Linked DNA regions of Homo sapiens: region 1 is linked to region 2. A link is a contact called in ENCODE Hi-C or POLR2A ChIA-PET data. All regions are on one chromosome and are shown on one strand. The core of a region is the stretch at or near the end of the contact, and the rest is flanking DNA. Distances in the headings are between cores, read along the strand shown. Region 1 overlaps LOC124901056 (a long non-coding RNA gene). Region 2 overlaps LOC101927421 (a long non-coding RNA gene).

The links. Hi-C counts contacts between places; a loop is a spot of excess contacts on that map. ChIA-PET counts read pairs that join two places held with the same protein, here RNA polymerase II (POLR2A). Pooled maps may share reads with other maps.
Region 1: a pooled map shows a loop between it and region 2 (2.6-fold over the local background). The contact joins two enhancer-like sites. A Hi-C loop is called at or near these places in 1 of 168 maps with a recorded cell type or tissue (endothelial cell of umbilical vein) and 1 of 50 pooled maps. POLR2A ChIA-PET finds 5 or more read pairs at or near these places in 3 of 52 experiments (H1, WTC11 and activated CD4-positive, alpha-beta T cell).

Annotation. Positions count from the first base shown.
Region 1 is chr5:125,483,368-125,487,663 of GRCh38, forward strand. The region is part of intron 8 of LOC124901056 (a long non-coding RNA gene); the gene reads right to left. Among named protein-coding and RNA genes, the nearest start is that of LINC02240, 7.7 kb to the right of the region's middle. Within about 2 kb of position 1,349, at least 26 of the 41 ENCODE cell types and tissues checked have a DNase peak (open chromatin) inside an H3K27ac peak, as active enhancers do; they include endothelial cell of umbilical vein, where a contact is called at or near this core.
Region 2 is chr5:125,275,779-125,280,344 of GRCh38, forward strand. The region is part of intron 4 of LOC101927421 (a long non-coding RNA gene); the gene reads left to right. Among named protein-coding and RNA genes, the nearest start is that of LINC02240, 220 kb to the right of the region's middle. Within about 2 kb of position 1,918, at least 2 of the 41 ENCODE cell types and tissues checked have a DNase peak (open chromatin) inside an H3K27ac peak, as active enhancers do; they include endothelial cell of umbilical vein, where a contact is called at or near this core.

The DNA of each region.
Region 1 (4,296 bases), core at 99-2,598, 210 kb after region 2:
ATAGATGGATTAAAAAGTTTTGACTAAATTTGTGTGTTTTTTAAAAATTTAAATCAACCAAGTAACCAGGTAATGAATGCATAGCAACAGATACATTAAATCCGAACAGTTTAATGGGTTTTAGTTGAGAACTGAGCTGGAGCAACATACGTAGGATTCAACTAATTCAGAAAACTTAAAGGGCCCGAGGCTAGATTGTATTTATTTTCCTTTTTGTTTTTCCAGGATTAAAGGGTACACAGCATTTTTTTTCTAAATCTGGAAAAGATATCATTTATCTAATCTTAGGAAATTGTGCTGAATTTGGGGGAAGTTTTATCCCAAAGTCTAAACATAGAGCTTTAAGCACATACATAGGCATTCATTAACACAAAATTGAATTCAGGAGAAATGTGATGAGAACCTGACATGTGTCAAGCCTTTCTGCTGTATGCTAAATATTTATGATAAATGTCATAGCAGCTGTCTTCAAACATAAAAAGCAAACATCAGAGCAGTGTAAGCCTAAAGGGTTAGGCAGGTCAAGGTCAACGGGCTGAACAGAATATGGTGAGTGGCTCTTGGGTATTCTTCCATCTACAAGGAGAGATTATACCAGGAAAAGGTAACCTCTACTGCACCAGCAGCTCCTTCCACTAGCCACTGGGGAATTAAAATAAAAGGTAAAGAAGGCCTTCTTTTGGATCCACAGCAGTAACAACAGCAATACCAATAATTAACGCAAGCTATTGTTTGTTGAGGGCTAACCTTGTTCCTCATTCCCTTTGTTAATGGCTTACGTTCATGAACTTCTTTAATCTTAAAAAGAGCCCTGCAAAAGTAGATATTACCACTATCTCCATTTCATATGTGAGGACACAGACAGAGAGTAGCCATTTGCTCAAGATTGCCAAGCCAAGAAGGGTTCCATGAGTGTTTAAACCTAGAAGTAAGTCTGAAGCTTAGCCCCTTATTCATGGCACTAAATTTCCAGGGACTTGACTGATGCTCTGGCATTTTTGGTGGTTTGGAGGGAGGGAGGCAGTGATTCATCACTCTTTACCCAGCCCGTTGTTTTCCCCGGGTTTTGCAAGAGATCATGTTTAAGGTCAACTGGTTATCACCTGCCTAGACGCTAGTGATTTACAATTATTTCTTTATTAAGAAAATGCTTGGTGTGTGAGTGGTCTCTCTCTGAAAAAATGCCAACAGGAAGGCCTTGTCAGATTTTTGGCAGATACACATTTAAACACATAAAAACAAGTTTAAACACTATCATTTATGCATAATTCTTTCTTGGCATCATCTCTCACTTGCCACAATTTGCAGCCAGAAAACACTTATTTCTACTTTTCTTACTCTAGAAATAATCCAGCCTTAAGTGGATCTAATTCCTTCCCAGAAGAGAAACAGCCTTGTCAGGACTTGGTTGTGTGTGCTGTGTTTGAGGCATCAAGGTTTCCATTTACGGCACAGCTGCACGGACTCCGAAAGCTGGTGCTGAGCCAGAGCTCTGTACCCACTGAGATCTGTAGTCTGGAATGATAAACACACAGCTGCCTGTGGCGAGGGCCACAGGCATAATAGATGGCCACATCTCAACCAGAGTCAAGCGAAGCCTACACAAATCATTAATCCAACTGCTTATATGTTAAATATCACAAACTGTGTACGAAATGGTGAGCTATCTCAGTGGAAGGAGGGGAAAATGGCAGAGGCAATTTAAGGAAACAGGAGAGTAAGTGGCTGTAAGTCCTCTGCAAAGTCCTGCTCTAGAGCTGATTTACTGCCACCAAGCCCTCTTGCTGCAAATAGTTCATAAAGCCTATGACCTGAGTACTTGCCCACGGGACCACAATAACATTTATCTAGCATAAATTAATGTGTTTCAACCACTAATTCAATTTGGCTGTCTCATTCTTCTGGTTTTGGCAAAGCCTAGCCTTGCTATAAAGTCACTCCGTGACTCACACGAATGGCTGTGTTTGTTAAGGAGTCACACACCACTAGGAACAAAGAGTGCTGTTAGTTGAGTAGTCATAAAATATACCTCCCGAGCACATTTGGAGCTGTGCTAATTGAAACTTCCTCTTTAGAGGAGCCTGATCAAAACCAGCTGTAGGAGTCAAGCAGGAACAGATTTCAACATTACATTAAAAGCCCAACAAATTCAGTAAGAGCAGCCTCTGAGAGAAGAGGGCATTCCAGCCTGAACAAATGCTCTAATTGCCTCCTGACATGCTGCAAAGAAAGCTTGTGACCTGAGCCTGGAGAGCTGTGGAGAGAAACTTCTCCATAAGATTTGAAAAAAAGCAACCTCTAGGGCAGTTCTCCTCATAAAATTCCAGATCTGCCAACATTCTCAAGTAACACATGTGAAAACCCACAAAAGCTGAGTGAATTTAGGCAAATGAAGTGATATATTGTTCTGAAAGGGGAAAAACAGAGCTTAAGTATTTTCAATGGTAATATGACCTTTTATGGACATCCCTTTAGTATTGAAAACAAAAACAAAACCTCCAACTCACAGAGGAACAAACAAAATACAAATAAGAAGCAAAAGCCTGGATGAATCGCAAAGAAAAGACACAGAGTGTATTTAAAGACAAAAAATGAGAGCTGTCTCTTCCTCTTTGGCGGCTTGTGAATTTCCTATTCCAAGACATAAGGGCTGCACTCTGCCAATGTGTATAAAATCAAATGCATCCATAGGTTCGCTGAAAATGTGGAATAATCATGCATTTTCTGTGTTTGCTTTACTTGAGGGTGGTTTAGCCATTTGTAAAGGAAGCAGTCATTGATATATAAATATAAATAGCAAATCTATCCATCAAATATGTGCATTGTATTTAATTTAGATGAGTGGAATGCCTGGAAATGTTACAAGCAAGTTTTGCATTATAACACCTTTAAGTAGCATATAAATTAGAAAGGATTGCTGATCTTTATAATTTATTTACTCATCAATTTAATGGAGTATCTAATTTTGGAGCTATGTCACACTGATTCTTAAAGATACAGGGTGGGGGAGGTTTATTTACATAGATATAGAAAGGACCATTATGTTTTATGTCATAAAAGAGTGAGTGACTTATATGTAGTATATGAATTATAATGATTATTCTGGAGGATCTAATTATAGTCTCACAAATAATAACCATGAAAGATGAAAGATGCTCCATTTTTGTCCTTTTTTGGGGACTGTGTTAAGAGGCTAACCTGTCCTTTCTCCTTTTTGTTTCTTTTATCCCAACAGAAGGTATTAAACTAGTAATAACTCACTGGGTTAAACGCAAAACAAAAACAAAAGCACCCACACAAAAGAAGAAATTATATGGTTACATAGTCATGTAACTCCCTGTTTCATTTTTATGTTAAAAGCTTGCATTTAGAGTTTAACAGACTGGCATAAAATGTGGCCTTCGGTGCATGTGATGTGGTCTTCTGAATTTGTGAACATACCAGTGGAAAGTATTTCTGTTGCTGCTTTAGTATTCATCTGGCTTGTCAGATCCTGAATCATTCTCAATGCATAATGCAATTCACATTCCAATGCTATGCCCTTGATTTTATTTATCTTGCTTATCCAAGTACTATAGACATTAGGGAGTATTAAATATAGTGATCTTAAACTGGATAGAGAAAGTTGAAGAGTTGGAAAAAAATTTCAAAAGATAATTCAAAATTAAGTGATGAAAAAAAAAACATGTAAAATATGGCCAAACATAAAAATATTCTGATTTAAAACAGAGTGAAGAAAATAGTCATTATCCCAATTTTACCACTAAAATATTACTTAAAAACTCAGAAAAGTTGAATTCTCGTGTTGCACCAAAACTAGACTCGAAGTTAACTAATAATAACAATGAAGGAGCTTTCAATTATCTTAGAATTAAAACGACAAAAACTAAAAATGACTTCCAGGTTCCATATAATTAGAAACTGTGGAGATCAGTCCACTCCAAAATGGTTTGAAAACCTTTGCTTCTTCCCTACTGCTTTACCCCTGGTTCAGTAAATTGTCCTTACTAAAGCCAGTTAGGCAGCTGTTCTCAGGACTGAGGGAGTTTCATTCCAAAGCAGCACAATACTGTCTCCTCCTTCCTTTCACAACATCTGTGATTTCTGTCTGTGAACAGAAAGAGATTGTCCACTAAAACTCGCAGAAATCCAAGCAGAGAGTCAGTGGGTTGCTTTGGGAGGTGGTGTTGAACATTCAAGAATTAAAACGCAAAGCAAATGCAGGGTCAGGACCAAGCAAAGAATTCACCTCAGGCCAGCAGGATGGCAGTAGACAAAATTTGATAAACCCTGGGA
Region 2 (4,566 bases), core at 668-3,167:
TTGCTCATCCCATTCTGCTTAGCAAATGTAATTACTCTGGTTAAGATGTAGCTTCCCTATTATTTCTGAACTTCCCAAGATAGTTTAAAGCAGACAGCTAGGGCATGAAATATATGGTTCTACAACTATCTTAATTATACTGCGTGACTCTGTGTTTGATATGAAATAGCAATGTCTGGGAAGTGAACTTAATCTCTACAGATTTAGGACGATTGCCAAAAAGATTCATTGATTTTTTTTTCTTTTGCAGAGCGCAATCTTTTATTGTATAAATGTCAGAAGCTTCAAATTATTAGGAAATGTGTCAAGAAGCTCAAGGTATAATAACATTCTTTAGAGAGCTTGATTCTGAAGACAGTGCAATGAAATGTTCAAAAAGAAAACATGTCTTATGTTCTTAGAGAATAAAGCTCTGGGATTCATTTTAATTTGTCATTTTGAACAGGATGAGGCCTCCACTGGGTCCTTTGATGTGAAAACCCTGGGGATGATATACAGCTATTCCTCGGTCACCCCAGTGTCTTTATAAGCTCCAGATTGCAGAGATGTCAGCAGTCCTGCGAAAGATGATACTGACTTGGGATTTGAGGCTTCAGGGCTGAACTGTAAAAAATCACTGGGATTTGTCCAGGTGATGTCCTGAAGAGCAGGTCATGAAAAGAAGGAGACAATATTATGAGCTGTGTCACCCAGCTCAGAGAGAGCTTCTAGTTGTCCTAAAATCAAGGTGAAATCCTTATCATGAAGCAGTGTATTACTTACTATTTTATTGTAGTAATAGATAACCTACTCAAACCTGCTTAAATAACAAAGAGAATATAGTGGTTCACTTTTCTGAAAAGTTCAGAAGTTGGGTGGGCTTCAGGCATGTGGGATTCATAGATCAATGATATCATGAGAGTCTGAGCTCCATTTCTCATTGTTGTGCTCTACCCTGTGAGTCGGGTTTATTCCTGGCCTAGCTCCTCTGGCCTTATATTCTTACTCTCAACCCCATTGTTTGTCTAAACACCTCAAGGAAAAGTCTGAAGGTAATGCAGATTTGACTATCTCTTTTGTCAGAGAGCCCAGAGTCTCTGATTGGCTTAGCCTCATTCACCCTCTCCAGCTATGGAGCCTGATGGATGCCCACATGGAAATCAGGGCTGTTAGGAAGAGGGCAAGGGATGGCTGTGAGGCAGCCAAAGCAGAATGTTCAGAGATGGGCATGCTCTTCTTTCTGGAAAAGTAAAGTTGCCTCAAAGGCCAGAAGGCACAGATTCTATTGCATACCTCTGCACATCACTGTATTAACATATTTAAACTTGGCTGAACTCTCATTAATCAGTCTCTACTAGTTATTCAGTTTATCTTTCAAGGCTTCATAGCATCAGTTCATCTGAACTTTCCAGATCAGACTTCTGCTATTGCTCAGCTGTAATCCTACTGATATGGATTAGGTGTGTATCCACACCCAAATCTCATGTTCCATTGTAATCCCCAATGTTGGAGAGGGGGTCTGGTGGGAGGTGGTTGGATCACGGGGGCAGATTTCTCATGAATGGTTTAGCGCCATCCTCTTGGTACTGTCATCCCAATAGTGAGTGAGTGCTCATGAGATCTGGTTGTTGAAACGTGTATAGCTCCGACCCCGTTGCTCCTGTGCTAGCCATGTGATGTGCCTGTTTCCCCTTCATCTTCTACCCTTATTGTAGTTTCCTGAGGCCTCCCCAGCAGCTGAGCAGATGCCAGCACCATGCTTCCTATACAAACTGCAGAACCAAGAGCCAATTAGACCTCCTTTCTTTATAAATTACCCAGTCTTTGGTATTTCTTTATAGCAGTGCAAGAATGGCCTAATACACCTACATTCTGACTGGGCTATTCTTATCCTACCTCCATGCCTTTGCTCTTACTCACTCTTCCCCCATTCTTATTTGTTTTTCTCTGACTAATCACATCTGACTCAGCCCTGAAGGTTTATTGGAGGAGGCATATTATAGTGATTTAGAGTGTAGGTGCTGGAGTGAGACTGCGTAGGTTCAGATTTAGCTCTATTGCTATGGAAATTTGCAAGTTACTAAGCCACAGTCAGCCATGATTTCCTTGAATTTAAAATGAGAATATAATGGTACCTAAGTCAAGTGTTGTTGTGAGCATTAAATGAGTTAATATGTATAAAAGAGTTAGGCCAATGCCTGGCACTTGGCAAGAAGTCAATAAACATTGGCTATTATTTTAATGCACCATGAAATCATTCCCCAACTAGCCCATGTCTTTCCTTCCTTTAAACTACTGTACTGTTTTGGCCTGAACTCCTCATTGCACTCTTGAACACTCGTTAATTTGAATGGCCAGATAACTTTATACGGATAGGAGGCTTCAATTAAATACTTCTTGTTTCTCTGCACAGAACATAGTTAAATGCCATAAACCTATATTGTAGATATCTAACAACTGTGCATTGAAGAAATGGAATGTGGCTGAGAGTACTCCTATGCATGTTCAAAAAGGATCAAAGCTGGCCAAAACTACCATGTAAGAAAAGCCACTGGAAATTAATCTCTTCAATCAAATATTGCTTTGTGTACAATTAAAATATTATGTCTCCAGAGCTAGTAAAATGCTGACCCGTTTAAACCCATATAATTCAGGTTTAAAACCTTCATTCTTTAGTCAGACTAGATTTACTGAGAACTATGTCGGTTCCTCCCCTCTAGCATATTCCCAGGCAGTTTACTAGGTGCAGGGAATATGGTAGTGAATAATACAATCTCAGACCTAACAGAGAAAGTGAACATTAACTATTACAGGTATGAAGAACTATAAAGGAAATGTACAGAACCTATGTACTGAACAGACATGGGGTTTATCAGTTTGGGAAACAGCACATGCTCCCTTCATTCCCTTGGCATATAGATGGATGTGTGCATTATTTCTGCACAGACGGGGCTGTTATATGTACCCTATATATAGATAGTAATATCTTATATCTGTAGAATGCTGTACACTTTCTATATTACTTCCTTATTTCTCATTTGTTACTCTTCATTATGTTGTCAAGAAGTAAAGATATTGTTCTGTCCCAATGAAAAGCTGAGCGGACTGAAGTGCAGAGGGGTTCAATGCTATTTTCAAGATCAGAGACTGGGAGACGGTTGGAGCTGTGGGTGGGCTTTAGACTGCTGACTTCATGCTCAGTCATCTCTCCATTGTACTCCCCTTTGTGTCCTTCCCCCATCTCTTCCACTATCAGCTGCTGATTATGTGTGTTTGGTGAGGAAAAAGTGGTAAATAGAGCAAGTGTGGCAAATAATAATACCTTTTGGAATTATCCAATTGGACATAAAAAGGGAGCAGGCTTAGAACTCTGTAGCTGGATTCTTTAGTACAGAGGACATCATTGCAATTTCCTTACCTTGTTTTGGGAGTTGAAAAACATTGCCTAAAATTTATAAATTTTTGTTCATTGCAGTTCCAAGAACAGGAAGGACATTTATTGTCATAACATCAGTTTGTTGTAAATGATATTCATCGACCTAGATTTCTCTTCTATCTTTTACATGCTAACCCCTATTCATCCTTAGAGGCAGTTTAACTGTGACATCCTTCAGGAATCATTCCTGATAATTTTTAAAGTCCCCTTTCTCCTCTGCTAAGTGATATGCTCCACTGCTGAGCTCATACATTATCTGGGCTTACTTCTCCATCGTCCTAAAGAAGCATGAGTTCCTCAAAGCAGAATCTGTGCCTCATCCACCTTTGTATCATTAATGTCTAGTACAGTACCTGGCACAGAGTAGTTCCTTGAATAGTTAATGAATGGACGATGTTCTATCTGCAAAACTCTGAAAGATGCATAGTTTGGCATTTCACTAGATCCTGAATCACATCATCTTTTGTCTCAGCTCCTCAAGATTGGCTAATAACACCTTATTGAAAAAATATATGAATTAGCAAGGGAAAACTGAATGTGTCATGCCAGAGTGGTAGCATACTTCCAGTACTTCCATCTCACCACATCTTTCAGAAAATAACACATGATTCTGTTGCTGTCACCAGTGTACAAACTGCTGCTTAGTAGGGTTTTTACACAAATGAAGAAGCAATACAATTCAAAAGTCGTAAGTATAATGGCTCATTACAATCAGCTGTGAACTAAAACAGGAACAAAACTTGTTGCACTAACTTTTGCGATCAAATTTTAGAAGGTTTTGGAAAGAGGGGTGGGGGAAGTGGGGACAGGGAAAGACAAAAGGGGAGTAGAGAGAGATGAGAGGAGGCAAGGGAGCAAAGAAAGGGGGAAGGGACAGAAAGAGCAGAGAAAGAGAGACAGAATGAGACAGTGCCATTCAAATAACTTTAAAAAGTTTAGCTCCCAAGCTATATTCTTGGACTCCAGGAGAAAAATTAATTGCAAGGAAATTGTTCAAAATTCAAGTGTACATAACCCTTTTACCTACAGGAAATTAATAGTTGCCTTACCTATGGACTAAAGCCAGAAGTTGAGGAATAAGAATAGTTTGAGATTATACACAGGCCTACAAAAAGAGCTAGATGGGAAGTCAGGATATGTGGGTTTCAGGT